Regions from separate parts of the Homo sapiens genome. Here region 2 is linked to region 1. The links are chromatin loops, found by intact Hi-C in ENCODE. Cell type or tissue: PC-3. All regions are shown on one strand. Each heading gives the region's core, and the rest is flanking DNA. Links, peaks and the distances in the headings are about the cores only.

Region 1 (16,626 bases), core at 1,602-6,601:
GAGCAAACCTCCTTTCTAGGAGCATTCCTGAGTTAGGAGGGCTTTAACAGCTGGTCTTTGACACCATTGCATTGCTGGGATTATTGCTATTTGGGCAACCCTCAATATTTTTGGGACTCCATTGAATGAGAATCCGTATAATTCAGCTGAGGTGACATTTCAACTGGGTTATTCAGATGGGATCTGTCAAATAGAGTCTTGGAAGGGGCCCCTTCCCACCCTCATCACAGCATTTCCATATGACATGTACTGTACAAATAATTTATCTCTGGGGAAAGGAAGGAGGGATGGTGGAGAGGTGCCCATCTTATGTGTTCTGGTGGGAGGTTAATATAGAAGGATATGGCTGGGTGCGGTGACTCACACCTGTAATTCCAGCACTTTGGGAGGATTACTTGAGGTCGGGAGTTCAAGACCAGCTTGGCCAACATGGTGAAACCACGTCTCTACTAAAAATACAAAAATTAGCCAGGCGTGGTGGTGTGCACCTGTAATCCCAGCTACTCAGGAGGCTGAGGCAGGAGAATCGCTTGAACCAAGGAGGCAGACGTTGCAGTGAGCCAAGATTGTGCAACTGCACTCCAGCCTGGGCAGCAGAGCAAGACTCTGTGTGTGTGTGTGTGTGTGTGTGTGTGTCTATGTGTAGATATAGATATAGATATAGATATAGATATAGATATAGATATAGATATAGATATAGATGTGCAGGATGCTTTTGTTGGGCAGGGCTCCACATGCAGGTCATGGTTAGTTAGTTAACTCTGCCTTGTTCCAAAAGCTGTCCTTCACTTTTTCCCAGGCCAAGTCCCATGTGTCAGACTGAGCTCTCACTTTCTGAATCAATTGTCTTTATGTTTCCAGGAGCTGCCATGGTTGCTGGTGCAGGCCCTGGCAGTGACAGACAGACATTAATTAACCACATCTGCTGGGCTCACATTCTTCTTCAAGTCATCTGGTGGTGATTTCTGGCTGAACCAATGCATTTGTGAAAACAAGCAAACAAAAAAACCTAAATAATTTAATTGTTTGGCTGAATACTGATTTCTTCCTATCTTTTTATTAATGGATTTTCAAGCAAAAATATGCTGTTCTTCCCACTTATGGTGTGGCTATTTAGCTGCTTATGGTTTTATCTCTTTGTGATTCCCTTTACTCGTGGGCACAATGCCACACTGATAGTGCAGAAGGATGACTTTGTACACCAGTCATAGATGCACATTGCTCTCAATGTGCATCTTGATTTGGTTCTTTGCTATTTAAGTTCCATCCCACACCCACTTTGTACAAGTGCATTGTGTTGAGGGGGCAGGGTTGGGCACTACTCTGCTGGTAGGGATCTGCAGAGACCATAGTGGGTCTGGGTTCAAGGGGAGACTTAAAACAAGTAGGATAGATAGTTATAACATAAGGAACCAAAGTACAAAAGATCAGTTTATAAATCGGGGCATTGTGTGTCAAATAAATGACAAGTTCAAGGTCACACAGCTGAGATTATATCAAGCATATATTGTGAACCTACTGTGTGCCAGCAGTCTCTGCCAGCACGTCCTAGGCATACAAAGATTATAATTATAATAGTAGCAGCTGCGGTAATAATATTGATTGAGAACTTACAACATGCCAGCCACTGTTCAAAGTGATTTACATGTATCAACACACTTCATCTTTCTAACATGCCTCCAAGACAGTTACTATGATCACATTTCACTACTGAGTTAACTGAAGCACAGAGAAGTTAAGCAACTTAACACAGCTAGTGAGTGGCAGACCATGACTCAACCCAGGGAGACTGGCTCCAGAGCCCATGCTCTTGCAGCGTAGGGCCCAGTGAATGAGATAGAATAGTAAATGCATGAAACTGGTGCAGTGGAGTTAGCGGCAGATGAAAGAGAAACAGAGAGCTCTGGGACACTGAGAAGACCACCTAACCCAACTGTTTATGCTAATCTGGGCATACTTCCTGGAAGAAGACGATGGAGTCAATAGATGTTGAATTACAAAGACTGATATCTGGGGCCTGGACGATTAAGTAACTGTCTTACTCTGTGTCAGTCATCTTAGGAGAGGCAGAGCTAGAATGGGGATTGACTTCTTCTTCGTGGAGAATGGTCCCTGGATCAATCCACAGGTTTCTGCTGAGCAAGTTTTATGTATTGAACTCTGATGAAGGAGGGATAAGTGGAGGTTTTCAGGTCAGCATGCAAGTTGTATGGAACATGAATTATTTCTCAATAAAGCTGATTATAAAACAAAATCAGCATGCACTCAGCAGCCAGAACTTGCTTCTAAATACCACTCTCTTGATAAAAGGAAAGCCTTCTTGGACAAATGACAGATCCTAGGGCTTGGGCAGAGAAAATAGAAGATGAGTCTGGAGAATCTTCTAGTGCCAAAAATGAAAAAAATGCTCAACAGACAAAAGGATGGGGACATGTCAAAGGGACTCAGGAGCCGACCTGAAGGAGTGCTCAGAAGTAGAATAATTTGAGCAACAAATAAATCATATTGTATTAGATTATAACACAAGGTATAAAACACATATATATGTCCACTGTTATAAATAAATGAATGAATAAGCAAGTAAAAGGGGAAAAGAGGAAAATCTTCCTTAGAAAAGAATTCAAAAAATTTGTGGGGATTCTCCATCTCCAGAAAGTGGAAGTTAGCTCCCACCATCCCCTCTTGAGGATGATCTGAACTTAATGACTCTCTTCCAAAGAACAGAGCATGGAAGAGGGGTGAGTAGCAACTCTACAGTGGAGAGACCTGACAGACACCACCCTAAGCAAGGAATCAAGGTTAACATCATCCGTGATAAGTCATATTGATATCAAGTGCCCTCTGAGGTGACATGATGACAAGAGCACTTGGTCTTTGTGGTAGTCTTCCCCAAAATTCATAGTCCTAATCTAAAAATGAAAAAAGTAACTTCAGACAGATCCAAATTAAGGGATATTCTACCAGATAACTGACCCGTATTCTTCAAACTTTGAAGGTTATGAAAAATAAGGGACTACTGAGAAACTATCACACACCATAGGAGACTAAGAAGACAGGACAACTAAATGAAATGTGGTATCCTGGATGGGATCCTGCAACAGAAAAAGGATGGTTAGTGGATAAATGGGTGAAATCCAAATAAAATCTGAAGTTTAGTACATAGTGATCTACCAGTGTCGATATCCTGGTCTTGGCAATGTACCATGTAATGTAAGATGCTAACATTAGAGAAAACTAGGTGAAAGGTATATGGGAACTTTCTGTACTATCTTTGCAACTTTTTTATAAAACAAATATTACTTTGTAAAACAAAGTTACTTTGTAAAAATTTGTAAAACAAATTACTTTGTAAAAATGTGTAAAACAAATAGAAACTATATTTAAAGCATAAAGCATAAAAGAAAAGTCAGCAAGTGTCAGTATTCTGATCAACTAGAACTTTCATGCATTGCTGTTGGTAATGTAAAGCAGTGCAACAACTTTGGAACACTATTAAACTTAAAAAGTTAAACATACACCCACTGTGTGACTCAGCCATTCCACTACTAGGCATTGACCCAAGAGAAGAAAAAAACATATGTACACAAAAAGACCTGTACAAGAATGTTTATAGCAGTTTTGTTCACAGCAGATCAAAACTAGAAATAGTTATCAACAGGTGAAACAAACCGTGATGCATCCATACAATGGACACTACTTAGCAATAAAAAGGAACAAACGGAAACTTGGACAAACCTCAGAAATGTCATGCTGAGCAAAAGACGCCAGATACAAAGGTGTACATCTTGTATGAGTCCATTAAAAAATGTGAAAACAGGCAAAAACAATCTATAAGTGACAGAAAACTGAACAGTGGTTGCCCAGGGCCAGAAAGGGGACAGGGATTGTCTAGGAAGGGGAAAGAGGGAACTTTCTGGAATGATGGGAATGTTTTATATCTTGATTGGAGTGGTAGTTACATAGGTGTACACATGTGTCATAACTCCCCAAATTGCATGTTAAATTATTTAATGTGGGTACATTTGTGAGGAGATATTGGTCAAAGGATACAAAATTTAGTTAGATAGGAGAAATAAGTTCAAGGGATGTATTGTACAACATGGTAACTATAGTTAAAAACAATGTATTGTAGTCTTGAAAATTGCTAAGAGAATAGATTTTATGTGTTCTCACCTCCCAAAATGATAGGTATGTAAGGTAATGCGTATGTTAATTAGCTCAATTTAGCCATTCCACAGGGTATACATATTTCAAAATATTATGTTGTGTATTGTAAATATATACAGTTTTAATGGCAGGTTAAAATTTTTAAAATTACTTCTAACTATAAAAAACAAAATACGGAAACTAAACTAAAATAAAATGAGTACATTGTAGCTAAAGTACACCTCAATAGTGTTAAGAAGGGTGACAGTTAATTTTATACGTCAACTTGTGTAGATATTTGGACAAACATTATTCTAATGTTTCTGTCAAGCTATTTTTAAGATAAGGTTAACATTTAAATCAGTAGACTTTGAGCAAAGCAGATTAACTTCCATAATGTGAATGGACTTTATCCAATCAGTTGAAGTCCTTAAGAGAAAAAGATTGATGACTCTCAGGAAAAGAGGGAATTCTGCCAGCAGACTGCCTTTGAAGTCAAACTGCAACTCTTCCTTGGGTCCGTGACCTACCCTACAGATTTTGGACCTGCCGTCCCTCTCAATCAACATGAGCTAATTCCTTAAAATAAATCTGAATCCTTCTCTCTTTCTCTGTTTCTCTCTCTGTCTCTGTCTCTCTCTCCATCTATATCTATATCAATATCATCTATCTATATCTATGTATCTATGTATCTATATATCTATGTATGTATCTCTCTCTCTCTCTCTCTCTCTTTCTCCTGTTGGTTCTGTTTCTCTAAGGAATCCTGGCTGAGAAGAAACATAAAGCTGTATCTCAACCCTTCCCTGAGAATCTTATGGCCTTGTTGGAGAGAGAAGACCAACATGGCCACAGAATTAATACAAGAACAAATACGAAATCTCTTATTCCACAATTCTAGTTTCTCTGCCTGTACAACATCAACAGAAGGTGCATCTTTATTGAATGACTCAGAGTTTTGGGGAAGTTTCTGTTGACTGAGAACCTTAAGTTATTCTGATTCCGTTGAAAGATGCTATCAGAATGCACGACCTGGCTTCTGACTCGGGTTTTCAGATTGACCCAAAGTGGGTTTTTTTGCGTGTCTCTTAAGTGCCATCAACAGGTTAATTCTCCCAGATATTATTTATTTTAAATCCTTGGAACAATGTGTTCCCTTTATTTCTGTGTCGAGGTATCCCTGTGGGAAGAACCAGGTGGTATAACATGTCTAGAAGAGAAGTTTGAAGTTGTCTAATCTTTCTGCTTTGACTTTGCTGATCTCTGGGAACTCCTGTGTTTACCTAGCACATCTGAGTCCTTGGGAAAGCTTTCTGGGCCCTGTTTTGTGGTTCTTCTAACAGATGGTTGCATTCTTGTGATTGATTTTTGATCCCCTTCTAAGTTGTATAATGCTTATAGTTATAATTTTCTGACTCTCCAGGCACACAGAGGCTCCTGACTCTGAGATATTTGCAAGTACCATTGACAAATAAGATTTCCTTAGGTTAACTCCACTTATGTACTTGTATTTACATTTTGTATGGTAAAGGCTCCAGTTTCAGAGAGAAACCTCTTTACCGTGCTTGGTGTGGCAGTGAACTTAATTAACAGAGAATTTTGCTGGCAATCTCTATGCTAAAAAGTTAAGTGGGGTTCTGAGGACACAAGGAGCTAAAAAGTTGAGTGTATATCACATATTGATAACTCACATAATTTTGCTTGCAGACATTTACCAATTTGGCAGATTACCTACTTTTACATTGTAGTAAATATTTCCTTTTAAAAATATCTTGTATCTCACAGGGCAAATCATACCCCTTCAGGGGGCCATTCCCACCTGTATGGAATCCAATTACCTACTTAGATCATAACAACTTTTGGAGGACAATGGATGACATGGGGCGAGAGGTAAAGCTTCTTTGACTATATTTGTATTCTTTTTTGTAATAAGTTTCATCCTTCAAAGAAAGAAAGTAAAATATATCTCCAACACCTAGCACATTGTGAACACATGGTAACTAAAGATTTGTGAAATGAATGAATGAACTTGTTTCTAACCTCTGCAATAATAAGATGTCAAACAGATTGATATTTGTATACTACTGATGAGTGGGCAGGAGATTGGGTGTCACTCAGCCTTCTTGGAATGATGTTTCAAATTTTGGAAATCTTCAGTACATAGCAAAATTAGACTTCTGGGTCTTTGATTCACCACCATGCCCAAACAAGTCATAAGTAATCACACATAAAGCATTTTTTTTCTTTTACTTTAAGCTCCGGGATACATGTGCAGAACGTGCAGGTTCATTACATAGGTATACATGTGCCATGGTGGTTTTCTGCATCTATCAACCCATCGTCTAGGTTTTAAGCCCCACATGCATTAGGTATTTGTCCTAATGCTCTCCCTCCCCTTGCCCCCCAACCCCCGACAGGCCCTAGTGTGTGATGTTCCCCTCCCTGTGTCCATATGTTTTCATTGTTCAACTCCCACTTATGAGTGAGAACATGTGGTGTTTGGTTTTCTGTTTCTGAACACACATAAAGCTTAACTGAAAACTCCATAGACATGATTTGCTGCAGCTCTGTGATCCTTGTTAAATAGTTAAATTTATGAGTGTTCTCTAGAAGTTAGTAACTTAGGAATCCATATCTAGAAATAGCCCAGTTACAACATGCCTCTATTTATTGTGCAGGAAGTTTTATCACAAATTAAATATGGCTTGGGTGGTACAGATTTATAATAGGAAAGCTACATAGACAGCATTGATTATGCAGTAAAAGCAATATTGGATGAATTTGGAAAACTTAACATTTTTCCTCTTTAAGGTAGAGTTTTTAATACTATTTGAATAGTTATTTAAAGTGGAAAATTACAAAAATGAATAAAATAAAAGAGAAAATTACATTTGTCTTTCTCCTTCGAATCCTCATCTGAATGTAGATTCCGAGTGATGCCCCATGGAAGGCTCCCCTTGCAGAAGAGTGGGACAACATGACAATGAAGGAGCTACTGGACAAGCTCTGCTGGACTGAGTAAGTCTTGCCATTAGGCACAGGCATTTACTGTGACCACCTTTTAGGTTTATTTAGCAATACCGTTCAACAAGTATGGGACAAGTAGCTGCTTTGTGTCTAAAACCACACCACCAGCCAGTGGCATGCTGAAAACCATTGGAATTGGCTCCTACCCTGAAGATATCTGTACATACAACTTACTTCTTTGGAGTAGTTTTGTATCACAAAGGTGGTATTACCCTGTGAAGTCCTCAGAACAGACCAGAAGGTACCACTTTCTTTATCTGAAACAGCTTAAAGACCATCAGCTTAAAGCTCTCATTTATTAAGTTGTTGATATAGGACAATTTTTGTATTCTTCACTGGTGGTCAAATGTGGAGATGGTTAGCATGTGCATTTGCCACACCTTGTGTGAAGTAGTGCAATTCTTCAAGGACTTAAAGAGGAACCTCTAAAGCCTTTGTGTAGATAGGTCACAACTACAGGGGAAACATGTGTGACTGGACTGGCTGTTCCCCTTTAGTGAAAAAACAAGTACCTATGAGTTAAGCATTAAATTCTTGTTGGCAGAACTGGGAACTGTAGAGAAATTGTGAAGGCTTGTATAGACAGACCACATGGAGAGGCCACACTGCTCTTGGACAGCAGGGAAAATGGAAAGGATTATGAGGGTTCCCATTCAAGCACGTGGTAAATTTGTGGTAAACAAAATAAGAGAAATGGAAGCCAAATTCAAGGAGACTGCCCTGTCTTGCTAAAGAGCATTAGTTGAGAATATGTTTGGCTCGGGGGTTAATGTCTTCATTTTTAGGCATTCATTCACTGCCAACTAAAAGTAAAAACAAGCTTTTAGAATATCTGAATCTTAAAAATGGAAATAATCAAAAGACATAAAATTCATATATTTTTCATATAAAAATTCAGCTTCTAATAATTTAGCTTTAAGAAAGTGAGGCAAAAGAAGAGAGAGGCACCAGCATGGCACATGTATACATATGTAACTAACCTGCACAATGTGCACATGTACCCTAAAACTTAAAGTATAATAATAAAAAAAAAAAAGAAGAGAGAGGCATACAGGGAGAGAAGGAGAGAGGGAGAGGGAGAAACAGTGAAAGAGGCAGATTCAAAGCATTATTTTTAAAAGGGAGGATCTGAAAGCCCAATAGTAGAAGATCGGCAGAATCAAGTATGGAACATCTAAAAAATTGAGTACTTGAGGGTTTTAAAAAATCGTGTTGTAGAGGAATATTTAATGACTGGAAAAAATAGTAATATTAAACACATAGAAAAGCAGGCTATTGTGGTATGGTATATGATCTCATTTCTAAAAACAACTATTTATATATGCACTGCAAAAGCAATGGACATCCATTGAAGTATTTTTAACGTTTAATATTACCATGCAAACATTTATTTTTAAAATGTTTAAAAACTTTACATCATTAAAAATTATTCTTTAAACATCATATTTCATGGTACCAGAATATTCCATGGGAAATGAATACGTAATGTATTTGTCCATTATCATCCTGTTGAACACATTGGTTACTTTCTGTTTTTTGTTATTATCATTATACAATACTCTATAATAAACATCTTTATGCCTCTCCTGTGTTTTCAACCTTTGAAAGCAACCAGTTCTGGAATAGTAAAATCCTTTTATGTCATGAAATCAATGCGTGTTATTAATTATATTCTTTTAAACATTTACCTAATGCTATCTAACACCTCTATGAGAATGTAGTTTGCAATATAATTTATTTTAATAGTAATAAAATTGTAGTATTTAGTTTTAAATTATATACTTTAGATTTTCAAAATATAATAAGTATGTAATTATCTGCATTTGTTTTATAACTCCTGTTATGAAAAGCTTTTAATAAATTCAGTTAGGTCTTCTCTCCTCAGAGAACTTTTAAGTTTCTTGGTGATAAAATCAATCATATGTTTTTGGGATCACAGGGACCCGACATTTTCTATCGTAGCCCTTGGCCTAGTCCTCCACTTAGTGAATATTCTAAGTTGTCATTTGACAAAATAAAGCATTCTGAGATACTAGGAGTATAAGAACACAAGACAATTTTCCAACTCTTCCCAAGCAAGATACACACAGTATTATTTCCTGGATTTAAATGAAGTAATCCCCAGAATATCCAACCTATTGTTGTTCAAACTAAAGCACAATCATACATTCCAAGACTAATGTTGATTATTCTTTCAGTTATTATCATTTACAAAGTGCACTTCACAAACATGAATTGTATTTTCAATGTGATCACAGCTATGTAAAAACATTTTTTAAAAGACCTATACTTAGAAAAAAATGCATCAAAATGAGACTAGTAATTATCTTCTGGAGGGGCAGAAATATGGAAGACACTCGTTCTCTCATCCTTTTATCTTATAAATTTTCCAAATTTTATATAATGTGTATGTATTTTTCATGTAGAAAAATATTATAACATTTATCTTTTAAAAAGTCAACAGGGCAAAAAATACGGAAATATTGCACTAACTTCCTTGACCTTCCATCCTTCAAATATTGTTCTTATTTCTTTTCTTACTGAAGCTCCTAGAGTAAATTCAAATAAAGGATTAGGAATGGACTGGCCCTTCAGAATTACTTTTAGATCTCCCTTTATTTCAAACCAGAATTATTTCTTTCCCACCAAATTGCCAACAATAACAACTAGAATTCCAGCAATATTTTTGTTAAATATTGGCTCTCCAGCTGGGCCAATGTTAGGTTTCAGTTATTTATTACTCCCTTTACTGTATGCCCCTCAATCCACCTAAAAAATAAGGAAGAAAAGAAATAGGATTTTAGGAAGCAACAAATAAAATACTACTTTTATTTTAAATTGACGTCTGGATATGTGTTTTAGTTAGATATTACAAATTGCCTCTGCAAGGAAGGCATGAGCTAGCAATTTCCATCCCTTCAATTATCCTGAGAAATCTTACAAAACTAACTGTAAGTCGCTTTAATGTATATATGACACCATTTCACAGGCTGTAATGATGGGGACTGTCATAGACGGGCTGTCAGGTTGTTACAGCTGCAAATAATGTCAATAATTGGTATGTGTGTTAGGCATGATTCTACAAACTTCTAGGGTCAAGATACAGTAAAGTAGAGAGATGCCCCTTGGTGAGTAGCTGCACTTCCAAGGCTGTCAGCTGACTAATTAGAAAACATTTTGAGGTATCAAAAGCACGAGTTTTGCGTCAAGTACGATCTGACTTGAAGTTGTGTCGTTATATATTCCTAAACTGTCCGAGACTCCGTTTTCTAGCATGTGAACTGTGGAAAAATAATAGATATTTGATACGGTTGTTGCAACAATTTAACAAGATAATGATTTTAAAGACAATGGAGTGTGGAAAGAGTTCAATAAATGGAAGACAATATCATTTATCCCAACCATTGTCAGCATTACCAGGTGGAAAATGCTGCCTCAGATATAACAAGATTAACAATATGCAAACTTCATGTCAAAGTCAAAAGGGGAATTGGACCTTATTAAAGAAATCCCAGAGTGCACACTACTACTGATGAATTTTATGCTGTGCTAGATATAATGGAGTCCTCGAAATTGCATGAGATAGTTTGCTTTCTGGTGTGCTTCCTGATAGGTGATAACCTCTCACCATTTACCTGCCAATGTCAAGCAAAAGCTTACCCATTTATGCTCTATTAATTGTTTGTCCCCTCATCCATTATTTGAGCTTGTCTTCTGTTAGGCAGTAAAATAACTGAATAGATAACTGTGACTAATTTTGTGTTTGGTACAGCACCTAGCATATCCTTTGCATGTTATGGATGTTTAAAAAATTTTGTTTAACTGATATTTCTCATCAATCATTCATTCGTTCAATCATGCAACAAGTAATTATTGAGTGCTTACAATGTTCCAAGCACTATTTTGTTAAAGGGGACACTATGGTGAGTGAGAAACAGAAGATCCTTGTTCTCATAGGTTGATATTCTAGTGGGGGGAGACAGCAATTAAAAAGAATTAACCAATAATCAAGACAATTTCAGACAGTGAAAAGAGTTATAAAGATACTATACAGTAGCAAAATGATAGAGAATGTCAGGATGCTGGGAATATGGAAGCCAGTGGTCGTTTTCATAGACAAATGTGAATATGTCTTTCTAAGGAAACATTAGAGTAAAAAGAAGAGGGTACAAGATGAGACAGAAAAGGTAGGCATGGGCTGGATCACATAGGGCTCTGGAAGCCATGGTGTAAGATCTGAATCTTATTCTGGTTTTAATAGGATACCACTGGAGACTTTTTAAGCAAGAAAATGACATGATTTGATTTATACTTCAGAGAGAGCATCATGGTAGGGAGGGAGGGAAAAGCCTCTGGCTTTGAGTGTGGTGAACAGATACCAGGTGAGGATGAATGGAGGCAGAGAGGCCAGTCTGAAGGAAGTAATTGCAGTACTCCTGGAAAGAGATGGATTCTAAATTTGTGGTGAAGGTGGAGTGATGTGGTGAGAGATAATGGGACTTCCCAATGAATTGGATGGGGGAAGATTGATGGAAAGAGAGAAATAATGTTTGATTTCTAGAGTGTTGGTTTTTACCACTGAGTAAATGATGGTGCTTTTTACTGAGATGGGGATCACTGGAAGAGCAGCAGGAATGTAAGGAGAAATCATGAAAGCACAGAATCTGGAATAGAAGCTGATTCTGAGTAAGGTGTTTTGTTTACAGGGAAAATAATCTGATATTTCAAAAACCTCCGATGTCACGTTTTGTAATATTAGATTCTAGTGACAATTTTTTGACCTTACCACATTGTTTTAAACTTAACCAAGAAAATGTGTTACTTAAATAATTTTTAGAGAATTAAGAAGCTGCTCTCCTGCGTTTGCCAAGTTTGCTCTTGTTTCTTCCTGTGCAGATCTGCAAAGCAGCTTGCCACTCTCTTTGTGAACCTGTGTGTCACTGCAGAGACCCATGAGGTCTCTGCTCTCTGGTTCCTGTGGTATGTGAAGCAGTGTGGAGGCACAACAAGAATCATCTCGACAACAAATGGAGGACAGGTACCCATCCATTCTTCCACAGTCCCAATGGAAAAACACTGCTACTGAAATGAAAGATCATCATCCTTCAATCATGAACTGCTGAAGTGGGAAGCAGGCTTGTGGCTTTTAGAGCATTACCATGGCAGCTCAAAGTGTTTCTTGTAAGGCAGTCTGTTGTCAGGTACCCACTGTGAGAACCCAGTGTCCAATGTAATTTTAAAGCTAGGCTTGTCTCTCTTTATGCACTGTGGCCATTTTCCATACGCTCAATTATTATTTGGTAAGTTTGTAGGAGACCATCTGAATTAAGCTTAGCTTGAGCACTTCTTGGAAAGCTTATAAAGGAAATTCAGTAATGCATTTTCAATTTAAAACACACACTATTCATGGAATTCATTTATCTATTCATTCATTCAATGCCCATTTCTTGAGCCCCGGCACTGTATAAGGCACTGTGCTAGACACAGTAGGAACATATTGGAGTTCTTAAATAATCTGCTTGGTTGTCATGTTCCATTCTTCTCTCTCCCCCTCCTCCTCTTCTTTCTTTCTCTTCTCCTCCTCCCCCTCCTCTTTCTCCTCCTCCTTTTCTCTTTCTCCCTCTCCTTCTCCTTCTCTGACCTTAACTGAAAATTGAGGAGGAGGCAGCCAGGTCAACTGTGTGCATAGCCAGGTAGAACATTTGGAAGTTTTAGCAAGGCTGAGGGCAGGTGGGTACAGTGAGGTGAAATGAGTTCGGTGGCTACAGAAGCAGCAGGCATCTGACCCAGGATAAGATGGGCAGCCTGCAACAGGGAGTAGGCTGGCCTGGGGGAAGGGGACATGGTGGGAGGCAGGGAAGTTCTGCGCTTGAGCCACAAAGCAAGGGGAAGCAGGCTTAGGTCTGCTCAGGCAAGCTAGGGAAGAGCTTTAGGTACAGCTTCACCAGTTCCAGCTCTAAGCAAAAGACTGCAGATAGGACAGAGAGCAGGGATGGTGACCAGAAAGGTGGGATACAGGGGTCATTCTGAAGATGTCCAGCTAAGGTTGGAGTCTGGGAATCTACAAGAGCATAGCTTGTAAAGTAACTTAGAAATCCTGTAACTTTGTCCAAAGACAGCAATTCCTACTTAGAAAACCATGGTGAAAGCCACTATTCACTGCAGCAAAATGAAATGTTAGACATCTCAGAGTAGACATATGTGAGGACAACTAAGAATTTAGCAATTTATGCCCATTCCTGCGTTTCTCTTTCACCTCCTTTTCTCTTTCCAGGAGAGGAAATTTGTGGGCGGATCTGGTCAAGTGAGTGAGCGGATAATGGACCTCCTTGGAGACCGAGTGAAGCTGGAGAGGCCTGTGATCTACATTGACCAGACAAGAGAAAATGTCCTTGTGGAGACCCTAAACCATGAGATGTATGAGGTAACTGTGATATTGTGAAATATATATTTGATCTTCATCCCAGTTTCCTGGCATACAACTTTAAAAATTCTTAGAATCTCCAGAGTGATGTCCTTTGATGCCAATGATTGATGGCTGGCAGCCCCTAGGTAGCTTCAGGATGGGGCTGGTCACAGGAAAGACCATGGAAAGACTAGAGGGTTGGGACTTTCAGCCCCACCCCCAGCCTCCAGGGAGGGGATGGGGCAAGGGGCTGAAGGTTGAATTGATCACCAGAGGCCAATGATTTAATCAATTGTGCCTACATAAGGAAGCCTCCATAAAAACCCAAAACGACCGAGTTCTGGGAGCTTCTGGATATCTGCACAACTGGAGGTTCCTTGAGAATGGCATGCCTGGGGAGGGCATGAAAGCTCCATGCCCTTTCTCACAACTCTTGCCCAATGCACCTCTTCCTCTGTACCCTTTGTAATATCCTTTATAATAAAACAGTAAACATGTTTCCCTGAGTTCTGTGAGCCACTGTAGCAAATCAATCAAACTTGAAGGGGTTGTAGGAACATCAACTGGAAGCAGATTGGTCAGAAATTCTGGAAGCTGGACTTGTGACTGACATCTGAAGGTGGGGGACAGTCTTGGAGACTGAGCCCTCAACCTGTAGGATCAGAAGTTATCTCCAGGTAGATACTGTCAGAATTGAGTTGAATTCAGAGGACACATGGCTGATGTCTGCTATAGAATTGCTTGCTTGCTTAATATGTGGGGAAAAACCACTCCACATTTGGTCACAGAAGTCTTCTGTGGTGATCGTTGTTGAGTGAGAGAATGGAAAAAAGCACTTTTTTCCATTCTCTCACTCAACATTTGCTTTGAACTCAACTTTGCTTTGAAATTTTTCCACTCAGAGTTACCAAGACACTTAAACAAGTGGGAAGAGGCCACAGTCTCATAGATAATCAAAGCCGAAGTCAACAATGTCACACACTTTATAGACAGTCTTTTTGCCAATAGTGAAAAAGCTATCTCTAACTGAAAAAAAGGAAAAGAGAACCAGAATATTTGGGGTGGGGGAGGATTTATAAAAACTTATAAAGGTATTATCAACCCTCTGTATTTTGCTTTTATGTAATTAGAAAAACACAGAAAATATTTATTTGATAAATATCAAGCACCTCCTATGTGCCTGACATGATTCTAGGAGTTAAGAACACAGTCGTGAACAAAACAGATACAATTCTCTGCCCACATACAATTCTCCTTCTAGTGAAGGAGAAAGACAGTAATGAAACATATAGTTATAATATAAAGTATGTCAGATAGTGATAATTAGTGCGGAAAAAATCAAGCAGGAAGGTGGGGAGAGGGCATACCAGAAAGTGAGATGGGAGAATTGGTTATGCAAGTTTAAATAAGGTGATCAGGGAAGGCCTCACTGAGAAGGTGATATCTGATAGAGAATTGGAGGAGACGAGGGATTGAGCCATGTGGTTCCCTGAGAGAAGAAGATGGAACAGCCAGTGCCAAGGCACTGAGGTGGGAGCAAGCCTGGTGTGACCAAGGAACAGCAAGGTGATCAAAATGGCAGGGCCAGGCTTGGTGGCTAACGCCTGTAATCCCAGCACTTTGGGAGGCCAAGGTGGGCAGATCACAAGGTCGAAAGATCGAGACAACCCTGGCCAACATGGTGAAACCCTGTCTTTACTAAAAATACAAAAATTAGCTGGGTGTGGTGGTGCACACCTGTAGTCCCAGCTACTCTGGAGGCTGAGGCAGGAGAATCGCTTGAACCTGGGCACGTGGAGGTTGCAGTGAGCCAAGATCGCACCACTGCACTCCAGCCTGGCGACAGAGTGAGACTGGGTCTCAAAAAGAAAACAAAAATAGCAGAAGTAAGAGTGTCAGGGCAAATGTAACAGGAGGTGAGATCAGTGATGTAACGGGCCCATTTCATGTGTGGCCTTGGCGATGATGGTGAGAAATCTGGCTTTGACTTTAAGTGCAATGGGAAGTCATTGGAGGTTTTGAACTAAGGAACAATAAGGGCTACTTTAGGTTTCGACAAAATCCTTGTCACTTCTTTAAGAGACTGAAAAGAATATAACGATAGAATGAGAGAGAATCATTGGGAAAAAAACAAAAGCAACACGGCAACAATGTTTAACCATGTTGCTTTTCTTTCAGGCTAAATATGTGATTAGTGCTATTCCTCCTACTCTGGGCATGAAGATTCACTTCAATCCCCCTCTGCCAATGATGAGAAACCAGATGATCACTCGTGTGCCTTTGGGTTCAGTCATCAAGTGTATAGTTTATTATAAAGAGCCTTTCTGGAGGAAAAAGGGTGAGTACTTTCCTTATATAAAAACCTTTAGAAGAAGGTCCAAGAAACTTGTTGCTAAGGCATGCATTTTTTAAAAATGTCAACTTTTATTTTAGATTCAGGGGTACATGTGCAGATTTGTTACATGGATATGTTGCATGATGCTGAGGTTTGTGGTATGAATGATTCTGTCACCCAGGTAGTGAACATAGTACCAATAGGTAGGTTTTCAACTCTTGCTGTACTCCTTACCTCCCCCTTTAGTAGTCCTCAGTGTCTATTATTTTCATCTTTATATCCATATGTACCCCATGCTTAGCTCTCACTTATAAGTGGGAACATGTGGTATTTGGTTTTCTGTTTCTACATTGATTCACTTAGGATAATAGTCTCCAGCTGCATCCATGTTGCTGCAAAGAACATGATTTAATTCTCTTTTTATGGCTGCATAGTATTCCATGCTATATACATACCACATTTTCTTTATCTAATCCACCTTTGATGGGCACCTACGTTGATTCCATATGTTTGCTATTGTGAGTAGTGCTGCGATGAACATGTGAGTGCATGTGCCTTTTTGGTAGAACAATTTATATTCCTTTGGGTATATACCTAATAATGAGATTGCTGGGTCGCATGATAGTTCCATTTTTACTTCTTTGAGAAAACTCCAAATTTCTTTTCACAGTGGCTTAACTAATTTACATTCCCACCAACAGTGCATAAGTGC
Region 2 (16,626 bases), core at 7,466-12,465, 48 kb after region 1:
GCCTGCTCAGGCTGATTGGATTGACCACCATCTTTTCAGCAACGGCTCTTGGCTTCCTGGCCCACAAAAGGGGGCTACTTGTGAGAGTCTAAAGAGAGAGGGTGTCTGTAATCACACTCTCTTCTTACTGTATTTGGGATATGAGTTTGGGGAAAGAGTTGCAGTAAAGTTCCATGAAGACAAATAGTGTGGAGTGAGGCGGGGAGCATGAAGATAAATCCAACTCTGACTGTAAAATACATGGTATCTCTTTCTCCGTTGTGGCCCCTGCTTAGTGTCCCTTACCTGGCTTAGCGTTCTGTTTCACCAGTTTCCAAGTTTATTGCCCTCAAAATCTTTAGAATAGTTAAATTGGCTTGTTTAAGGTTCTTGCTGCCCCACAACACACCTTGCCCATGCACAAGGAATGAATTTTTTCCTACCATTATGGCTTTGTGCTTGTTCTTCCTCTTACCTGTAATAGCCTCACCTTCCCTAGTTCTTTGCATTCGTCCTTAGAATACTGTATTGTTACAGCTGAAAGACAGTAAAGACCATTTAGTCCTCACCTTCTGTTTTAGAGTTGAGCAAACTGAAGCCCACAGAGGTGGAACTTAATTACCTAAGAGCCACAATAAGCCACTGGTATCTGGGGGACTAGAACACAAATCCAACGCTTTTCCCACCTCTTTGGATGTTTTCCCCAATTATCCTCCTTCACTCCCTGTCATAGTTACCGATGGTGTCCCGTTGTGTGGGTTTACTCTGTGCTAAGTTGTCTTACACTTCTCAAATGCTACTCAGTATATAGCCTTAAGTCTTACTGTTTTGTGCGGTGTGTCTCCAGCTGATTTTAACTTTTTTGATGGTAGAAATTTTATCTCTTCTTCCTTTTGTATCCTCCATTGTATCTTCATACAAAGGACAGTACACACTTGGGTAATTAAAAATAAAAGTTGATTGACCATATCTGCTGTCCTTTCTTTTTGGGTAATGACTTTCAAGCTTTGGACACATCAAATCAAGATCCAGTATTAAGTATATAATTGTGACTTGAAAGCATTTAGTCAAAATTTCCTTGAAGCCTGGATGATGCATGCATTTGATTGCATGATCCATCATGGGTGGCATATGTGTGAGCATGCTGAAAATGATTTATAAAGATATGGTAAGAATACTAAAAGATGCAGTTCCTTGCCTTCACTACCCCAAAAAATACCTGCCAAAATAAATGACATATTAATAAGCAAGATGCTTAAACTATTAAGCTAATTATAATATTTCAGTTGACATTTCATATTCCTTCTTGGTGCAAAGCTTTTTACTAGGTACACTCATTAATTTGAAACTGCAGTTTCACAGTCCATTAAATTCTATTTGGACTATTTTTTAAATGGTATCATCATTTCAAAGCACTCATACCTCTCGACTCCCACCGTCAGTTTTCATTGGTATGTTTTTTAAATCCATAAATGGCCATTCTTATACTTTTGTTTAAAAAATGAAGCTTATTCTTAGCATAAGTGAAATTGAAGAAATCTCCCAAGATTAATTAATAATAGTATAGAGTTTCTGATTTTACAGTGGCATTAACATGTATGAGTTTATGGAAAATTTAGGGACTGTCTTACTCTATTTTGTGTTGTTTGTTATAACAAAATATCACAGACAGAGTAATTTATAGTGAACAGAAATTTATTGACTCATGATTGTGGAGGCTGGGAAGTCCAAGATCAAGGAACTGGCATCTTGTGAGGGCCTTTTTGCTGTGTGGCAGAAGGCATCACATGGGTGAGAGAGTGCAAGAGAGGGCTAAACTCATCCTTTTATAAGGAATCCACTCCTGTGATAACAAATCCACTGCCATGATAATAGTATTAACCCATTTATGAAAGCAGTGCCTTCATGACCCAAACATCTTTCATTATTAGATGTCACCTTCCAACACCACTGCACTGGGGATCAAAGTTCCAACACATGAACTTTGGGGGATACATTCAATCCATAGCAGATACTAAATGGGAAACCCACCAAGATTTTCTTTGTAACCATTTTTTTTTATTCTCTCTAAAAATGTACATGGCATGGGGTGCCTTCTTGAGCATCTTCTCCAAAAAAGTCTCCCTAAAAGTTGATCTCATTGCTAACTCTAATGCATCTGCTAAGAAAGAGTCAAGGGCTGGCCACAGTGGCTCACACCTGTAATCCCAGCACTTTGGGAGGTTGAGGCAGGCAGATCGCTTGAGCTCAGGAGACCAGCCTAGGCAACATGGTGAAATCCCATCTCTATAAAAAATGCAAAAACTAGCGGGCATGGTGGTGCGTGCCTGTAGTCCCAGCTACTGGGGAGGCTGAGGCAGGAAATTGATTGAACCTGGGAGGCGGGGATTGCAGTGAACCGAGATCACACTCCAGCCTGGGTGACAGAGTGAGACTCTGTCTCAAAAAAAAAAAAAAAAAGAAAAGGAATCACCTTCTCCAAAAATGTCCTGGATCACTCATTCTCCAGCTGAGTGAGGTGCCCCTTTTCTTTGTTTTCCCAATGTCACATACATTGACCTCTTGTTCTGTGCTGACCACATGATACTGCAATTGTGTCGTGTTAATTTACATGATTTGACTGAGGTGCCAAGTTACATTAAATATCAGCTACCAAGGTGAGTCCTGAGATAGACAAAAATAGAGAACTTCAAAGGAAAGATATAAAAAACGTGTTTTTGTTTTCTGTTGTAACCCCTCACCAGTTTTGAGAATATAAAAGGAGTAGAGAGGGTTTTCAAAGGGGCAGATTTGTACAGATCTCTTTAGAGAGAGAGCTGCCATTCTCTGGGTCCAACACAGCACAAAAGGGAGGGATGGGGGGGCTGCCTTCTCATTCCAAGTCTAGTGAGAGAAGCATCAAGAAAACCCCTTTGAGAGCTTCACGTACCTCTGAAGAATCAAAGACCTCGATTCTGCTCGAGGTAGTATATATGTATGTATGTATATATATATATATATTTATCTATTATACTTTAAGTTCTAGGGTACATGTGCACAACGTGCAGGTTTGTTACATATGTATACATGTGCCATGTTGGTGTGCTGCACCCATTAACTCGTCATTTAGCATTAGGTATATCTCCCAGTGCTATCCCTCTCCCCTCCCCCCACCCCACAACAGGCCCCGGTGTGTGATGTTCCCCTTCCTGTGTCCAAGTGTTCTCATTGTTCAATTCCCACCTATGAGGGAGAACATGCGGTGTTTGGTTTTTTGTCCTTGCAATAGTTTGCTGAGATAGTTTTGACCAGAGAGTTAGGGGCTGCCACAGCAACTGCCAGAAAACAAGCTAAGCAGGGATTAAAATTGGCTACCCAAAGGAGAGGCACTGCCTGTTTTGTGGCAGTCAAGGTTAGAGCCAGAGGGAGAGTCTTTGAAAAAAACACCCAAAAGTGTCCTCACAAGAAAGAGTTAGTTCTCATAACAGCCAGGCTTGGATCATATAAAACTACCTTATAAGAGGAACAGTCAAGTAGGAGTGTTCAGTAAACCACTTTCCCTCATTGCCTTCCACACTCAACCCATAAAGTCCCAGAATCCACGGTTGGCAAGCTAAGGAAGGAAGGAGTACAGAAGGAAAGGAAAAGCTTACCACATGTCCCTTGCAAGATGGCACAGCTGCCCCTGAAGCTGGTCTTAACTGGAAGAGGGGAGAAGACTGAGCTTTAAATCAAGTTCAGAGACTTGATCATTCCACAGTACTGGACATCAAAATTACTGAATTGAGACTGTGGTTTGTGGCTTAAGGAAGTCATAGGATTGTCTGTTATTTAAGAGCAATTGATGATAGAGTCATAGACCTGCCAGGGTTTTCAAATGCAAGAAATGGAGAAACTTCCCTCACTGAGCAGGTTTAAATGAACAGTGGAAGACAAAAAATAAAGTGATTTATTTACATCCCATTCAATACACTGGTATTATTATCATCTATTCTTGAGAGCAGAGACAGTTTTCTATTCATCTTTTCATCCTCCGTACCTCCTGTGGTGCCTAAGCCATCATAATGTCTAAAAAATAATAAATGAATGGATTCTTGTAATTTTTATTTTAATTCTGAATTAGCAATCCTGTTATACTTACTCAGCAAACAGAATGCTCCTATGCTGTTTTGCAGAGAGCCAACTTAAATTTTTGGCATACTCATTTTGAAAGTGTCAATTGTCTTCTTTACTAGATTTTAGTTGAGATAGCATTAACTGGTTGGATACAGTTTCCCTCTTGGGTCGATTGATGGATCTAAAGCTATGATTCTCAACTGTGAGTGCATAACAAAATGACTGGGGGACTTTGGAAAGACCCCTTGTACCTAAATACATGAGGAATTGAATATAGCAGGGTGGTAGGTGGTGAGTGTCTTCACAGACCTTCTCTGTGAAGGTCATAATCAAGGGCTAAGAATTACTGGTTCAAAGATGCAGTAAAGCTTGGAGATCTGGCATTGAGCTTTTCTCACAAGACTGCTGCTCAGCCTCCATCCTCTTTCACCTACTCAGCTACATTGGAGTGAAAAAAAGATGCTAATAACATACTTAGAATAAAAGCAAACAGTGTTGCTCCCTAAAAGTTAAGCATCTGGGCCGGGTGCAGTGGCTCATGCCTGTAATCCTAGCAATTTGGGAGGCCGAGGCGAGCAGACCACTTGAGGTCAGGAGTTCAAGACTAGCCTGGGCAACATGACGAAACCCCGTCTATGCTAAAAATACAAAAACTAGCCAGGTGTGGTGGTGCATGTCTGTAGTCCCAGCTACTTGGGAAGTTGAGGCAAGAGAATTGCTTGAACCTGGGAGGTGGAGGTTGCAGTTAGCTGAGATCGTGCCACTGCACTCCAGTCTGGGCAATAGAGCAAGACTCTGTCTCAAAAAAATTAAATTAAATTAAATTAAAATAAAAGTTAAGCATCAATTTAACAAGTTAAAGAGTGATACATGTTTCCTGGATCATAGGAACTACTTGATTAAAGAAAGACTATCTTGATTGGAAGGCATGGTTGTCTTGAACTGGGTACCACCCACAAGTATAGCCTCAAACAAGGGCTTTTATGGAGACCATTCACTCTGGAAAGTGATCCCAGGAAGCAGGACTGTGAAACAAGGGAGGTGGGAGAGCCAATCCGAGGATGTATTATTGAGCTGGTCACTGGTGTGGGATACAGGGGCTCAGTCCTTCTGGGGACCCTTTGAGGAGTCTTGCACAATGTACCCTAGAATAGTTAAAGTGTTCGCTGGAATGTTAACTCCCTTGAACTTCCAGGTTTGCCCATGAATTGGAATAGCCACTGGGGAAGGTGCTGATGTCAGTTTGCACATCTGGTTGCCGCGTCTATGGCTAGAGTAAAAAGATGGGCTGAGAGGATACAGTGGTGCCTAAGAGGTGTAACGTATAGGAACCAATACACAACTTAAAAGAATTCTATTGAAAGAAGCACAGTATTTCATTTATTTATTTATTTTTTAATTTTTTTCTTTGTCCAAGGGAGAGACATGTTGAATCTTAGAAAAACAACCTGTTTATGTGACAGTCTCATGGATATTTTAGTTATAAAGAGAACATCTCAATTTGGGATCTTCAAGGCTGCATAAGTGGGATAAATCCCATCTATCGGTAAGGTCTCATGCCAGAAAGATGTCTATGAAACACTGAGTGCTTGCCATGCCTGTGGTTCCCTTTTTAAAAGGTGGTCAGAAATGAATCTTTGCAAAAACGTCACCTGGTTTTTTGATCCTACTAACTGGCCACAACTGATTGGACTAGGATTGATTCCTGAGTCAAAGCACTCTATAGGTGGCCAGTGGTCCATGAGTTGGCCTGGCTAAAAGCCTTTCTATGACAGTGGTGAAGACAAAGTTGATACAAGGAGAGAGCAGGCTAAGTCACAGGGAATGGGAGAATGAAGCCCAAATCTGAGTGGCTGCTGTGCCATGTGACCTACTGAGGCATCTCAATACTAATGACCAATGCTCCGGGACATCATGAGATTTGAATGAACCACAGTGGAGCTGATCTCCTCTACTTCCTCACTGCCCCTAGTTTTCCTATGGAAACAGAGTGTACCTAACAGAGACATCTTTTCTCTGCCAACATTCACCTGCCCTCCTATCTGCTTCCTTTAAAACGTTAACTCTGCTTGTCCCCAGTTACTAGTCCTCTGTCATTGCATACCCTTTAGGATCTTGTCTCCTGGCCAATATGTTAGGATCCCTTTACTTTCTTCTTAGCCTTGGCCTCAAACTAAAAAGGACAGGTCCTATTCGAAAGCAATGGTAGTTTTCTCACCCATTCCTCATTTCAATAATGGAGCCATCAATCTTGCAACCAAATAGAATAATCTAGAATGTTCTGGACTGTAGGGGAATGTGTAGACAACTTGGTGAAATGTGTTGGTGGGTTTTTTGTTGTTGTTTGTTTCCCGTTAATTTGTCTAAGTGCTCATAAGGAATCATCTGACTTGAAAATCCTCCTGGCGAGTGATCTTAATGACATTTCAGCCTGTAGACACTAGAAGCCAAGCTCTGGTATTAGAAATAACTGATCTAATCAGATCCTACAGTTACCCTGGACTGCTACTTTCTGATGTAATTGCTCTTGTCATTTCTGCTAAGACCACATGACAAGTTACTAACAAGTCATATACCACTCCAGCAGACTGACATCTCAGTCCCTGGCCTCCAACCCTGATCACTTTGAACTCTTCTTTTACCTTTCTTTACATCTCTAATCCCCAACCACTTCTTCCTTAACCATTCTGGTTCACTTTATTCTCCTTGAAAATCCATTTCCTTGCCAGGCAAAATGCTGAGTGGCACTGAGTTTTGCTCTTGAATTTGACATATCTCTCTTACCTCCAGGCCATTTCATTGCATTATATTTTCTTCCCCCCTAGCCTGCTGTCAAAATGTTTTCAATACCAGAATATTCCCTGGGTTATAGAAAATTATGGAGAAAGTCCTGGAGTTGTGTGGGAGCAATGGGAAGAAGACCACCAGCTGTTTCAGAAGAGAGTGAGGGCTGTCTTGGGCCATAAATTCCTCATCCCCACAACTCGTCCATCTTCTCTGGCCTCCTGTTGTGCTCTACCTGATCTTTTACTCTTCTATCTCCAGTGCTGCCAAATGCTCAGGCCTTTGGTCTACTGGTCAAGGCTTACTTTGGATAAATATAATTCCTTTTGGAGCCCAAAGTTCGGTGGGGCTGGTGGCCTTTGGGCTATGCATCCTGATGTTTTGGAAGCACTCTAAGGGCAGGATTGTCTTCAAAATAACATCTTCTAAAAGCTGCCTGCTAAATGTGAAAACAGTACATAAAGTATATGTCCTTAAATAATATAAAAGCCTTCCTGCCAATTCCCTGCATGCCCTCTCCATGCAAGCTGAGCCCCCTTTCTTTTAGGTGCCCAATTCCAGAGGCATTGCTTTAAGCAAAGGACAATGTAGGCAGTTAAACCTACCACAGAAGGGAGCAGTATAGGAGTAGGGTTCACAGAGGAAGATGTAAGTATTATAGACTATTCCCATTGGCAATGGCCATCTCTTTTTGAGCCAAAAGTTAGGACAGAATGTTGGGTACTAGACTTACTCACTATACATTCTTCCACCTCCTTCAACATAGAACCTTGATTTTGTTCAGCTATTTACACACTACTGTACTTCAGAAAAGGTAGGCTGGCCACATCGCCAGTCCCAAGACGTGGGTACTGGTTAGCCTAAGGCAATCATGGTGGTCCTATTTTATTTTGTCAATGGTTGACAAAAAGAAAAAAGAAAAAATAAACATACCCGGGCTTACTGGTGTATGTTATGCAATTCTGGCCAATGACCATAAGGAGAAGTCTTCTTAGGGGGCCAGCTGGAGCTTGTGGAAAAGAGTTCCTCACTCTTAAAAACAGACACATGAGAAAACAGACACATTCTATCTTCTTTGGGATGTTACAAGTATCTGGATGTGACATTTATAATTGCTGCAGCCATCTAACTACCAGGCCAAGGATGAGGTCCATACACAGAGAAGGTTGAGGCCAAAAAAGTTACAAAGAAATCAAACATCAGCCCTGATATACCCTTCTCCCAGCCTACCCAATTTTAGGAAGTCTGGTCATATGAGAAATAAATTCAACCATTTTGAATACAGGTTTTCTGTTACAGTCCAAAACATCCTAAAAGATCCACCTCACTTGACACAATTTTAAGACCTTCTTATAAGACTGCCTTTGGATAGCAATAATGCTTATTATTAATTATATTATTATAACAACAGCTACTTTTATTAAATATTAATTACAAGATGCTGTACATCATCTTATTTTATCCTGATTCCACTCCCATCACTTCCATTTTACACATAAGGAGTCTGAGTCTCAGAGACAAGGCAAAGTTCCCATAACCAGTAAGAGGTATAGATGGGCTTCAAACCCAGATGAGAGTTGCTCTAAACCTGTGAGTGTTCTCTTCACTGTCTCTACTCCCTGGGTCAGCCTTATAAGATTACTTATCCAGAATACCTAGCACCTGATCTTTCTAAATTATTGCTATCTCCAAAACTTAGGTATTTTCTTTCCAAAAATATTTTTATTTGCTTCTACCACTCAATATGGCCCCAATATCTTCTGGATACGATATTTTGCCTGTTCCATTATAAGGATTAAAGAATGATAACCATTCAACAATAACTCAACAAATATATATTGAATACACTTTCTATTTCAGGTATTTTTGTAGGTGTTGGGAATATAGTTGTGAACAAAACTGAGAAACTCCCTTCCCTCATGGAACTTAAATTCTAATGGGGAGATGATAAATAAATAAATAAATAATAAATAAAAAATTGTTGTAACCTATACTTTCAGGTGATGAAAACCATCATCAAGAAAAAGTAAGCAAGGAAAGGGGATAAAGAGTGATGTGGTGGCAGGGGATGGCTATAGCAGATTGAGTGGTCAGGTTAGGTCTTACCGAGAAAGTGACTTTTACTAAACTGAGACCTAAATGAAGTAAAAAAAAAGCCATGATGCTACTTGCAGGGGAAATAGCAATTGCAAGTCCCAGAGGTGAGAGCATGATTGGAGTATTAAAGGAATAGCAAAACAGCCAGTATGGCAGGAGCAACAGTAACAACAAATTAATGCTAGAAAATGAGGTTGGAGAGATAGACAGGGGCCAGATCATGTAGGAAGTCTTAGGCCACAGGAAAGGGTTTGGCTTTTATTCTAAGTGTGAAGACGATTCACTGGAGTGTTTCTAGTAAGGTAGTAGACAGTCTGGTAAATTTTTACAAGAATTAGTCTGTCGTGGATACTGTAGTGTGCTACTCAAATCTTCCTTTGGAAATGATGCACTCATTCACGCAGCTGCTCGAAGTTGGGAGGCTGACAGCTCATAGCTGTGTCCCTTTCTGCGGGCTGAAGGAAACCCCCTGTCCCAAAGCATGCCCCTTCCTAGGAGTAGTCGAAATCCAATGAGTGGGTACAAAGAACTATTTTAGTTCCAGACCTCCCCGTGGAATCACCTAAAACCTTTATTGCAATTGCTTCAGAGTTCTGCTTCATCCTCTGCCCAATTTGCTTCCCTCACTCCTTCGCAGGTATTGATCCCAAGGGCACATTCCAATAAGCTTCTTGCATGCAAATCTCCATCACAGAGTCTGCTTCCTGGAAATTCCACCCTGTGAGACACTTAGTGATGTGGAAAGCAGGCTTCTGTGTGGTAAGACTGAAAGCAGTAGACTATCTAGGAGGCCTGGAAAGTTAGTTGTCCAGGCCAGAGACTCTGGTGGCTTGGTCTAGAGTAATAAAGATACAGATCCGTGGAGATCCATGAAGATCCGAATGGAGGGGTTGAGTAGGCTTTTGACTATGTACATTAGAGTTCCAGGGAGAGGTTGGGGCTGGTGATATAATTTGGGGAGCTGTGGGATTGAGTGTAAACAGAGCAATATTTGAAGATGAGCCCCGAGACACCCAACCATTAAATGTGAAATGTTCAATATCTATTTACTCAATTACAAACAGCAGTGATCCCCAAAAGAAATATATATCTAAGAGCTATGACAAATTATGTACTCAGATTACAGTGATTTCACTGTAATCATTCATTATAATCTCCATTATTGCAGCTTTTCAGTGATTATAGCAAGCTGATGTAAAAAAGTGAGTAATAGTTGTTTTAAAATCTTTTAAAAACATTTGTGTTTTATATTTCTGGTGTTTGGACACCTGGTTAAACAATCTGCTGCTGTATTTATGTATTTGCTTATTGTCTGCTACTTCCCAGAGAATTTGAGACAACATCCAGCAACACATTTAAACACTAAGTTAACAAAACAAAACAAAAGGAGATGGTGTGTGAGCAGTAAGTGGATGAGGAGAATGTGGACAAGCAGGTGGGCACAGGGAAGGCCGACTGCTGTCTAGGTAGGGAATCTGAGGGACTCCAGCAAAGACCCATTGACCAAGGCCTGAAAATGTTTTTGTTTCATTTTATCGCACTGTCTGAAATGTTACATCAGAAATCCTCTTAGACTGGGGTCTATCAAAATGCACCTTTGGCCCACCAAATGGATTCCTGGCACGTCTCACTTTAGTGTAAATAAGCTTTATCAAGTTGTGGTCAACTCAGGGAAAAAGTCTACTCCAAAGATGAAATTCTGGGCAACACTAGCACAAGGTGACTTCAGGATGTTGGGGGACTCAATGATTCTTCCTTCCCCATCACCCTCTGAACTCTTCTTTCTGCCGGCCTCCTTAATGTCAGCTCTTCCTCATGTTTCTCCTTGATTTCCTCTGGAGTGCTTTCAGTGGGTGACTGCCTCCTTTTTCAAGATCCTGCTGATGGTAAGAAGAGGACTCCAAATATGTCCAGTGCTTCCCAGGGGTCAGCAGGCATGCTAAAATGACGCTTTTCATAGCTTGACCTCAGAAGGTTGGGTTCCCTATTTGAAAGGGCTCTATGAAAAAGTGGATGGGTGAAAAATCTAGAATAAAGATATGAAAGCGGGGAAGGCTCTGATAATTTCTATAGGCCTTTGGTCCACCCAGCAGACTATGGCCCAAGAACCTTTCCCTGGGGCTTGTACCTGCGGGAAGTGCTACTTCCTCTGCCTTAGGTGTCCTACCCTGTTGTCAGCCTGGAGAATTTCTACATTTTGTCTTTAGCCACTCAGCTCCAGGATTTCCTTCTTTGAGAAGCCAAGGAGAGGAGAGTCACCCGGGTCCAGTGAGGCTCTTTCTCCACCCCAACCCATCCAGGCTGGCAGTGCCAAAAACGCCATATGCACAGCTTAGTAGGGTGACCCAGATAGGCGGGCAGGGAAGAGCAGCAGGGTCCCAGTGTTGCTGGCAGATTATTCAATCAAGGTTCTGCAGAGGCTAATCCAGGTGGATTCAAGGGCCCAGTATTCAGCAGGCGTGCAAAAAGTCATATTCAACCAGGGAGCAAGACATCAGCAGCACCTGGGTGCCAGCCATATCCCTGCCCCAAAGGGATCTGTGATGAAAACAGGGTAGTTAAGGTGCCCAGTGCAGACCACAGGCCTCGGACTAGATCTCAGATCCCATCCTCTCACAGAGATGGGTCTGCCTCAGGGTACAGGACCAAGGCTCCATGCCCAGTAGCCATTAGCAATTCCTTATCCTCTGCTCCTTATGTGTAGGGCTCTCCTGTCTGAGCCTAAAAGTGTGTGTTTCCTAGATTTCCTGCTATTATCCTCTGCCAACCCATCCCCACAAAGACACCCTGGACCTGTTTGCCTGAAACCCAGACTGAGGATGGCTAAGTCCTTGTGCGGCAAGCCCATCTTCTCCGCTAACTGTTTCCTGACCACTAAGGCTGTCGTTTCCCTTTGCTCACCCTGGCCACCCCACCATACTGAGTCTGTCCCTGTCCCAGGAGAGGGCATTGTGCCATACATGGGCCCCTTCTCCCTGTCTCAGAGGGACTGCTGTGCAGAACCCTCATTTCCCTCAATGCCGATCCGTGAAGGATGTGATCTGCTGAGTGCTCAAAAGCACCCACCTGATGCCAAACGACGCTTACATTATCCCAATACTGTCTTCTGTCTTTACCTAACTGGAAATTTTTACCATGGATTCATGTGTGGGGGTGGGGAGAAGGTTAGCCCAACTCTGAGAAGCCAAGAGCACCCTTCCTGGGTACACCCGGTGTCAGTCCTAGCCCTTGGAGTAAGCTGGAGAGAGACTGGATTTTTTTTGTTTTTGTTTTCTGTGCTTGTTAATTTTAATTTGTTAATTTTGCATTTCAGCCAGATATCCAGCTTCCCTGAGAGGCCAGGCTTGTCATAAATGATCGGATGAAATAAATAATGAATAAATGCTTCTCTCTTGGATTCCAGTTTAAATCCAAGAGCCCTGGTGAGATCTGAGGACTGGTTCTGTCAATTATTTCTTCCAGACTGACCTTCGGTTACTAATTGGCTCATTTAAATTCATTCTTTTGAGGGCATGTTACAATGGAAGTGAAATAATTAAAGAGCAGAAAACTTGAATTTGTAGTTGGATATGTTTGAAGGTATGTCATTACCATTATGATACTGGGCACCATATGAAATTGTGGTCCTGGGAAATGACAGTGGGTTTTACTTTTTCTCATGCAAGTGATGTTTCGTAGTAAAACCTGGATCCTTGATGGCTACTTGCTTATCTCTCTATCTATACCAAAAATAGTGGCATAAGGCAGTGCTTGCCAACCTTTTTCACATCACATTACACAGAAAAAAAATGATTGCATTTGTTTTGGCACACTGGGTAAATGGATACAGTTACTGAATGCATGGAAGCTAGTAGCTTAGGGGCTGTGGCCACCCAAGTTCCTATTCCTCTGACTGGAGAACTGATGGCCTCCAGATCTCTACATAGATACAACCCATTCGTGGTGGGGTCTGTCATTTGGGGAGACATTAAACAAGCATTTCAAAAAATATGTAATTGTGAATCTTTATGGAGGGAAAACAAAAGCAGTGATAAGAGCATTCTTTCATATGTTTGTTGGCCATTTGTATATCTTCTTTTGTGAAGTAACTCAGGAATGGAAAACCAAACATCATATGTTCTCCCTGATATGTGAGAGCTAAGCTATGAGGACACAAAGGCATAAGAATGATACAATGGACTTTGGGGACTTGGCGGGGAAGAGCGGGAGGGAGGCGAGGGATAAAAGACAACAAATAGTGTGCAGTGTATACTGCTCGAGTGATGGGTGCATCAGGATCTCACAAGTCTCCACTAAAGAACTTACTCATGTAACCAAATACCACCTGTACCCGAATCACTTATGGAAAATAATTTTTTTAAAGCAGTGATAAGAGATTATAATGGAGAATTAATTGTCCGGGGGGTTTCTCAGGAAATGCATCTCTGAGGAAGTGCTATTTCATCCCTTGGGAAATAACCTAAAGGATTTAGCCAACTGAAGAATGGAGAAAATAACCTTCCATGGAGAGGGAACCAAGACAGAAAAGAACTGGATATATCTGAGGATTTATGAGAACGAGATGGCTGGAAGGTTCTGAGGGAGAGTGGAGTGACCAGAGACGAGGGTAGGGAAACAGGCAGAAAAAAGAGCATGCAAGGCCTTGGGAGCCACAGTGCGTCATATCCAAAGTTCATTGAGCAGCTATTGAAAGGGCTTGAGTCTGGACTGACAGGATCAGATTTGCAGTTTTAAAAGATCTACTTGGGCTGCTCGGGTGGTGTAGTAAAAGGGAAACCAGGGCATTTTAGCAAGAGATGACTAATCAGAGAGGAGTTACTAGTGGAGAAAAGTAATTTGAGATGTATTTTTGAAGTAGGAATCATAGTAGACCACAAAGAGATCCTTTATTTCTTTAAAGCTATCATTTATTGTTAGTACTGTAACAACTTCACTTATGTGATCCTATTGAATGCTCAGAACAACTGAACAGCTAGCTCCATTTAACAGATAAGAAAATGCATGTTCAATACCAAGATTCAAACCCAGGCCTAGCCAGCTCCAGAAACCTGAGCTTTTAACATTTACGCTTTCCTACAAAACAGGGTGACTTAACAAAGTATCTGTTTCTAAAGACAGTTCTTAGGGCTAAGAAATCAGAACGTGCCTTTAGAAATAATAAGTATTCCTAGTTGTGTGTTAAAGGTAGGAAGCTGAAACCAACAGACTTTCCTGTCCCTAAGCTAAACAATACTGAACCAGTCAAAATAACTTGGCTACTTGTCCCAGGAAATACTTGCTCCTGGAATACAAAGCTTTGAAGTAACACAAATAGATTATTTATCAAGACTAACAGCTTGCTCATCAAGACTTGCTTTAAGACACCACTTTACTTTGCCTACCAATCCACAACTACTCTATCATAAACTTTTCCAATTCCAACCAGTTTTTTGCCTTGCAAGATCTGCCTTAAAAACAACCCCCAAATTGAAAACCCTGTGAACCCTCCCCCAATTTTTCCACTTTGAGACACTAGTAAGACTGTCAATGCGATGTTCTTCCTTATGCAATGTGTCTGATAAACTTAGCTTTTCTTGATTGACATGTTTTCTGATGATCTTTTGGGAAGTCAATGGTTGGCAAGTGCCTGGTAGGATACTCTTGCTTTGGGGCTTGGCCATCTAAAGGGATGCCTGAGCAGGTTCATGTGAAAGTCCAGTATTCAGTTGTGTGCAGAGTCTGAAAGAAATTCAGTTATTGGGGTTAAAGAATAGAAATTTCTCTTCTGTCGTTTATTAAAGGTACAAACTTGGAATCTAGTTTCGTGCTTATGTAAGACAAATACATTTGCTTCTCAGGATCCCAGATGCAAGCCTTTTCAGGCTTTGTAGAAGACAAAGCTGGATAGAAGCTATATTGGGGTGTGTGTGTGATAGGGAAGAGGGTAGGCATTGGTGGAAGCAGGGCAGAGCCATGTGGTTTTAAATCATTAAAAGTTCTACTTGCTGCTCCAAATTCAGGTGCCTGGAACAGCAGGGATTTAAGGACAGACCAATTGTGGCATTTAACTCTTGGTTTTCAAAAATATTGAGGCCCATATGGTAGGCTAGACAATAGCCTGGCTGAAGATGTTCACGTCCTAACTCTGGGGCAAATGAATATGTTACCTTACATGGCAAAGGGACTTTGCAGATGTGATTAAGGATTATAAAATAGGGAGATAATCCTCATGGGCCCAATGTACTCACAAAGGTTCTCTTAAGAGGGAGGCAGGAGGCTCAAAGTGAGGAGGAGATGGTGCATCCATGGAAACAAGAGATTGGAGTGATGCAGCCACAAGCCAAGGAATGCTAGCAGCCTTTGGAAACAGAAAGAGGCAAGGAATGAGTTCTCCCTTGGAGCTTCCAGAAGGAACCATTCCTGCTAACACCTTGATTTTAGCCCTGTAAGACTCATTTTGAACTTTTGACTTCCAGAACTGTAAAATAATAAGCTTGTGTTGTTTTAAGCTACTAAGCTTGTGCCATTTTGCTACAGGGGCAATAGGACATTAATACAGCCAACAAAATTAAAATGGCTGATATAGCAAAGGTGGTCAGGCTGCTTGAGGGAGAAGCTGACTTACCCTCACTCCCTTTGGCCTGTCTGAACTGGCCCCATCTCTCAGTGGACTTACCTTTCAGATGTATCCTCCAGCCAGCTCTACACAGTCTAAATATAAGGCCCATCTAATACCAGCTGCCTCATTGGACTCATCTAGGGACCTCATACCTGCATCTTCCATGTTTGCTAGTTGATGTGATAGAATAGTCTATAGTAGCCAGATGAATACACGACACCAGGCAAACAGACCTCCTTTGCTCATTTTCTTAATGTAAACCTAATTCACTGCCAGATGTATTACATATTTAGTGTATGTCTGGCATGGGGTACACAGTTTACCAGCTTAGATGTTGATCTTGCTGAAGACAGAGTTGCCAAGGTTTAGTTCCACTGAAATCCCATATAGTGAACCCACGGGACACTTATGTACCATTCCAGATGCCAGCCACTATTAGGTGTATGTTTTCTGAATTTGTACAGCCCCAAATAATCTAGGGTGCTCTGAGGACCTCTAAGGTGGTCCAAGCACTATACAGTGCCTAAAAGAAACACAATTTTGACGCCCAAATCTTAAAAGTAATGTAAATATTTACTATACCACAAAACTCCTAGCCAAACTTAGGAAGCTTCCTTCCTTCCTTCTTTCCTTCTTTCCTTCCATCTCCTTAGGTTGTCAAAACAGCTTTTGAAAGCCCCTTCTTCTCCCATCATTCTCAGCAAACTAACGCAGGAACAGAAAACCAAACACTGCATGTTCTCACTCATAAGTGGGAGTTGAACAATGAGAACACATGGACACAGGGAGAGGAACATCACACACCAGGGCCTGAGGGGGCAAGAGGACGGAGAGCATTAGGACAAATACCTAATGCATGCAGGGCTTAAGACCTAGATGACGGGTTGATAGGTGCAGCAAACCACCATGGCACATGTATATCTATGCAACAAACCTTCATGTTCTGCACATGTATCCCAGAACTTAAAATAAAATCGAAAGAGAAAACCCCTTCTTCTGTCCAGCTGCACTCCTCCACAGCCCCAAGTTGCCTTTCTGAAACTTTCTCCTCTCCCCAGCTCCCTTCTCCTGCT

The links. Hi-C counts contacts between places; a loop is a spot of excess contacts. Peaks named below come from ENCODE experiments on the same cell type or tissue, not always from the same donor. Only the 100,000 strongest peaks of a DNase experiment are listed, where the experiment ranks them.
Region 2: a loop joins it to region 1, with 3 times the contacts of the local background. A loop is called at or near these places in 1 of 110 quality-filtered maps.

Annotation. Positions count from the first base shown.
Region 1 is chrX:43,792,710-43,809,335 of GRCh38, reverse strand. MAOB (monoamine oxidase B) reads left to right here. Exons shown (of 15, transcript NM_000898.5): 4 at 5,932-6,036; 5 at 7,073-7,164; 6 at 12,070-12,211; 7 at 13,448-13,597; 8 at 15,758-15,917. Among named protein-coding and RNA genes, the nearest start is that of MAOB, 81 kb to the left of the region's middle. In PC-3, for the core only: no CTCF peak of the experiment used is centred there; a DNase peak (open chromatin) is centred at 3,535; H3K4me3 peaks cover 604 bases; H3K27ac peaks cover 3,438 bases.
Region 2 is chrX:43,750,932-43,767,557 of GRCh38, reverse strand. It overlaps MAOB (monoamine oxidase B), which reads left to right. Exons shown (of 15, transcript NM_000898.5): 15 at 1-948. The coding sequence ends at 92. Among named protein-coding and RNA genes, the nearest start is that of MAOA, 100 kb to the right of the region's middle. In PC-3, for the core only: no CTCF peak of the experiment used is centred there; no DNase peak of the experiment used is centred there.